Regions from separate parts of the Homo sapiens genome. Here region 2 is linked to region 1. The links are chromatin contacts, found by Hi-C or POLR2A ChIA-PET in ENCODE. All regions are on one chromosome and are shown on one strand. The core of a region is the stretch at or near the end of the contact, and the rest is flanking DNA. Distances in the headings are between cores, read along the strand shown.

Region 1 (2,844 bases), core at 153-2,652:
TGGTGGAGCCTTGGAGAACCTTTGTGTCAACACTCTGTATCTAGCTAATCTGGTGGGGACATGGAGAACCTTTAGTGTCTAGCTCAGGGATTGTAAATGCACCAATTAGCACCCTCTCAAAACAGACCACTCGGCTCTACCAATCAGCAGGATGTGGGTGGGGCCAGATAAGAGAATAAAAGCAGGCTGCCCGAGCCAGCAGTGGCAACCCGCTCGGGTCCCCTTCCACACTGGAAGCTTTGTTCTTTCACTCTTTGCAATAAATCTTGCTACTGCTCACTCTTTGGGTCCACACTGCTTTTATGAGCTATAACACTCACCGCGAAGATCTGCAGCTTCACTCCTGAAGCCAGCAAGACCATGAGCCCACCGGGAGGAAGGAACAACTCCAGACGTGCTGCCTTAAGAACTGTAACACTCACCGCGCAGCTTCACTCCTGAGCCAGCGAGACCATGAACCCACCAGAAGGAAGAAACTCCAAACACATCCGAACATCAGAAGGAACAAACTCCAGACGCGCCACCTTAAGAGCTGTAACACTCACCATGAGGGTCCGCGGCTTCATTCTTGAAGTCAGTGAGACCAAGAATCCACCAATTCCGGACACAAAACCATGTATCTAACTTAAATTCATCTCTCCTGCTTAACTCATTCTTATTTCCTCCCTCCGTGCTAGGGGCCCAAAGCACTAAGTCTTCCTAATCTAATCAGAATCTCTTTTCTAGAATTTGGCTTTTGCCTGGTTCTTGTCTAGGTCTGATAAAAACCACAGGCTACATGCAAAGTCACCAGGAGAATATGAAACTCAAGACAAAAGTAAGCTGTTAACTACTGCTATGTTACTAATAACGTGCACATGATGTCCACTTTAAATAATAGAGAGTAAAGTAGATCTTCAATAGAACATCTGCCTGGAAATATAACTTAAGTTTTTCTATAAACAGGTTCCATAATTACTCAGATTTTGATCACCAATTGTTTCTTATAATTCTATACCATCATCATCTACTCACTTTGAAATTATTGCAAATTTTTTTTTAAATTAGCTTTTATAAGAAGGTAGATTAGCAAAATATATTTTGAAGCCAAACTATTATAAAATTATTTAAAGTATATTAAAATATAAAAAGATTTTTGAAGCCATCTATATCATTATATTACCCTACTGGTTTTATATTTATGCTGTATAAAATTTGCAAAAATGTCTACTTACTTAGGCTAAACAAGAGACAGCTATAACTTCCTAATGTACATTAAAAATTGTTACATAACAATTTTCTTTCTGGGGTACTCAGGAGACTTTTACCAAGTAACACAGAATGACCTTTGTCTCAGAGCTGTTTTGATGAGATACAGCTGGCAAGCAGCAATGCTTCAGGAAGTCTATCACTAAAGTAGCGGTTTCACTAGATCTTCTGCCAGCCCTAGTGCCTCGCCGGGAACTTGTTCATTGGTCTATCAACAATTGACTAAGCAGCACAATAACAAGGTCTTCCTGTTTAAGCTTCCTCACTAAATGTATTATATCATTTCCTGAGTGTATTCCATGAACCACTACTGGTTCCCAAGTAATAGCTGGTCAAATTAATTTGCAAATTATTGGGTTAAGAAGTTACTGCAAGTCTTCCCACAGCTTTCAATATATTCCTGCTTATCTAGAATCTCCTTGAATAATACTTGAACATGGAGAATGGTTTTTCATAAAGCATCTTAAAAATACTGTTGTTCCTACAATTTTTAAAACATTTCCTTTACTATGAAAGCTCTCCTACTGACCAATTATGTCTTAGAATAAGTCTTTACCTAAGGAAACACATCACATTCAAATAGGTTCAATTCTTAAAAACTGGAAGAAAACAAAGGATATCCAAAATAAAATAAAAAACCTACCCAATGTGAAATTTCTCACAATGGCCTACTCTATTTTTAATATAATTTTTAGATTTTTATTCTACTAAGATTTGTATTAATCAGAAGCCCATCTCTCAACTTTCATCCACCCACTGAATCTAATTCTGGCCTCTGAATTAACGTTAAAACAAAAAACCCTGATGCATACAAAAGCCCTTTAAATACATGACCTGGCTGGGCGAGGCGGGCAGATCACCTGAGGTCAGGAGTTCGAGACCAGCCTGGCCAACATGGCAAAACCGCATCTCTACTAAAAATACAAAAATTAGCCAGGTGTGGTGGCACCTGTGAATCCCAGCTACTTGGGAGGCTGAGACACGAGAATCACTTGAATCCAGGAGGGGGAGGATGCAGTGAGCAGAGATCACACCACTGCACTCCAGACTGGGCGACAAGAATGAGACTCTGACTCCAAAAATAAATAAATAAATAAAATACATACATACATACATACATACATGACCATAACTCTCAATTCAACATTACATGGTACATTACAATATGTTGCTGCATTCTATGGCACTTCATATGTGAAAACAACTTTGAAAATCTTTCATTTATGCTTCACAAGGAGGAATCTTATTATTTTGCAAATAAGATTAGTAATAGGGTTGGTATCATAACTACAGCTGAATGATTTGCCCAACCTCGCCAAACTATGAGGAGATAATATTTTTTAAAGCAATGTACATGTATTAATATTGACATTTTTGTTTTCATTTATGTTGATGTATCCATTTATATAGGTTACATGTTTACATATAAAATTATGCAATTTTATTTGTATATATATTCCTAGTTTTGACTTTCTTGTGTAAATTTAAGGGGTGCAAGTGCAGTTTTGTTATATGGATATATTGCTTAGTGGCAAAGTCTGGGCTTTCGGTATTAGCCATCATCCAAATAATGTATATTACAGCCATGAGGTAATT
Region 2 (2,844 bases), core at 209-2,708, 51 kb before region 1:
GGTGTGCAGACACAGCAAATGATTATTCAGAAAATAACTAGCTGTTTAACTATACTGAACTATGAAACATAAAGCCAGATAAGATGACTGATCAATTTTCTATGTGTTCCACTTTAAATAGTAGTATATAAGTACATAAAGCAAATATGCAACACAAAGGAGCAAAATAAAAATAAACGGGTAATCACCAACCTGAAAAAGAATGTTAAATCCACATAACACACTTTTTCCATAACCAAAATGGCCGTGAGTAAAATATACATGACCCTTAGTGTTCATGTTGTCAAAATACTCATCTGCCTCTAACATACTACCCAAAGTAATTTCATAGTGTGACAATGGCAATAACATACTAAATAAATGCATTTATGAACATTTTAGTTGGTTTTTTTAAACCTATATACAAATCTAGTGAGTAGTATGAGTAATTTATTCTGAATTAGAATCATTTGCAAAATTAAACACCTGTAGCCTGTTCTAACGACAGTAGAAATAGTTTGTAACAGCAATAAATTTTTAGAATAACAAAACTAAATAAGATGAAAAGGCTGAAAAATGTTGTGGTTTAGTTGGTCTGTGGCCCAAATAAAACTGGAAAAATCTGAAAAAAAATTGGAAAATTTCCAACACCTGACATTTCTATGGAATATACTTAATAATGTGCTCAAATGTGCTTGACAATCAGGAAAAATGAACTTTCAAAGGATGAAAAATGTAATTAAACAATTTTCATTTAAAAAAAATTAACATGAATTTTTCATTTGCAACCATGCTGTAATATGGAACCACTTAAAACTATTTAAAACCATGTAAAAATATTTTAAGAAAAAAGTTATTTTCTCTTTCTTTGGCATAATCAACTGTTAGACTCTATAATCAATTCCAACTCCTTAAATTAAAATGGCTCAGAAATACTGCATTTGAGCTGGGCATGCTAGCACATGCCTGTAGTCCCAGCTACTTCGGAGGCCAAGGTAGGGAGGGTCACTTGAGCCCGGGAGTTCGAGGTTAGCCTGAGAAACAGAGCAAGACCCCATGCTGTGTCTCTTTTTGAAAAAAAGAAAAAGAAAAAAGGGAGAAAGGAAAACATTTTTAAAGGGAAAGAAATACTGCAATTGTCTGAACTGTATCACTCTCTGTAATTTACTGAGTATCTATGATGTCTCAGGCACCATGCCTACATTACAGTAAAACCCTGCAATAACTTATGTTACTGCAGCAGCTAGTGGGTAGGAATGGGGCTGGGAAGGAAGTAAAGGAGAGAGCAAGGCTGGAAAGGAAAATGGCAGACAAAAGCAACTGCAGAATCAGGGATGTGGAAGAGTCCCCAGAACTCTCCAAGCCCAATCTCCTCAGACTGGTCAAACAACATGGGTGCCAGTTAAACTCAGCAGTTTCCTAAAATAATACCCACTGTGCCAGAAGTTCAGTCTGCCAGAAGTCTTGAAACTGCCAAAATTCATATTTAAGCTGGACTAGAAAACTGCCACCAGGTGGCACCAAATTCCCCTCATCCCCTCTCCTACCTGAGTTGGCTGCCTGCACAAGACAATGCTACCCTGCAGATTATAAGATTAAATTTTTGGACCCCACTTATTATTACTATATTTTAGCATGATCTACTTTTCAGTTTAAAAGGAGCCAGAAAGAGTACTGAAGTGAATACATACTGAATTTCAGAACTGAATTTGGTTCATCAGGTACCACTCATCTAGTAATATTAAGCTTCTAATAGCAAGGAAATAAAAACACTTTTAGAGTGTGATTTGTTTCTAACACAACAAAATGGAAACCAATGGAAGTTTTGGAAACATTCTTAGTAGCATGGTATAACAAAGATTAAAAGCTGATAAATAAATGGGAGTAGAGAATTTAAGAACTCTCATTTTCCCTTATTAAAAGCAAAGTATTTAACTCCCAGTTGCCAATTAAAGATAAATGGGGAATCAGTATTTTTTGGCCTTTATTCTAAGACTTCTAATTTTCAGTATTTTTAACTGTATTAATATCTGGATGTCTCTGAGGTCGTATGTATGCAGCAGCACAAAAAATAGTCACAAGATTATGAAATCAGAAACCAGAATTCAAATCCCACAATGTTAGAGCCTACAAGTAACATAAGTGTGTAACACCGTGCAAGTCACAAATGTCTCTGAACTTTAGTTTCCTTGTATGTCAGTGGGAATAAAACTAATCTCTTACAGTTCCTAAACACAGCCCAATACAGTAGGTTTCCAATAAATGTTTTCTTCCCATTCTCATTAACAAAATACAAAAGGAAAAATATAATATATATATGCTAATATGTTACCATTTTACTCCCTATATGATTCTTAGGTACCAAAGCAGCGCTAACAGCAAAGAAATAAAAATCACAACACAATTCTTACTTACCCTTGAGGGCTGAGATCTAAAGAATCATCCCTGCTGTGCTGCAAGCTGGGTGATCCCAAGTCAGCTGCAGCATGAGTGGCAGCTGTGGCTGTCCCACTGCTGACTGAAGTTGTGGATCCCATGGATCCCGATCCATTCGTACATGCCTTTGGTGGACTTGTCAACAAAGACTCTGATTCTGCTAAGTGTTTTACTTGATGCATTACACCTTTATAATAACAGAGATGAAAGGGAGTCAGTTTTAATCAGGAGTAGAACCTTCTCCCCACCATTACAAAATCCCTAAATACCAACACTGACATAATACACAAAAAGACTAAAACATAACTGGCAAATAGGTAAAAGAAATTAGGAGCCAGAGTTTTCAACTTGACTTCAATCAGAAAAAAATATAAAAACTAAAGGTTAAAGAAAAATACTGATATTGAATGTCTTCTAATCTTCAAAACC

Evidence for each region. A loop is a pair of places that touch in the nucleus more often than their neighbours do. ChIA-PET counts read pairs that join two places held with the same protein, here RNA polymerase II (POLR2A). Pooled maps may share reads with other maps.
Region 2: a map of naive thymus-derived CD4-positive, alpha-beta T cell shows a loop between it and region 1 (4-fold over the local background). The contact joins two enhancer-like sites. A Hi-C loop is called at or near these places in 7 of 168 maps with a recorded cell type or tissue (B cell, CD4-positive, alpha-beta T cell, CD8-positive, alpha-beta T cell and 2 more) and 6 of 50 pooled maps. POLR2A ChIA-PET finds 5 or more read pairs at or near these places in 6 of 52 experiments (H1, MCF 10A, PC-9 and 3 more).

Annotation. Positions count from the first base shown.
Region 1 is chr2:229,851,334-229,854,177 of GRCh38, forward strand. The region is part of intron 4 of TRIP12 (thyroid hormone receptor interactor 12); the gene reads right to left. Among named protein-coding and RNA genes, the nearest start is that of TRIP12, 69 kb to the right of the region's middle. RefSeq lists an enhancer at 1-181. Within about 2 kb of position 1,403, at least 7 of the 41 ENCODE cell types and tissues checked have a DNase peak (open chromatin) inside an H3K27ac peak, as active enhancers do.
Region 2 is chr2:229,799,858-229,802,701 of GRCh38, forward strand. It overlaps TRIP12 (thyroid hormone receptor interactor 12), which reads right to left. Exons shown (of 42, transcript NM_001348323.3): 21 at 2,395-2,602. Among named protein-coding and RNA genes, the nearest start is that of DNER, 87 kb to the left of the region's middle. Within about 2 kb of position 1,459, at least 4 of the 41 ENCODE cell types and tissues checked have a DNase peak (open chromatin) inside an H3K27ac peak, as active enhancers do.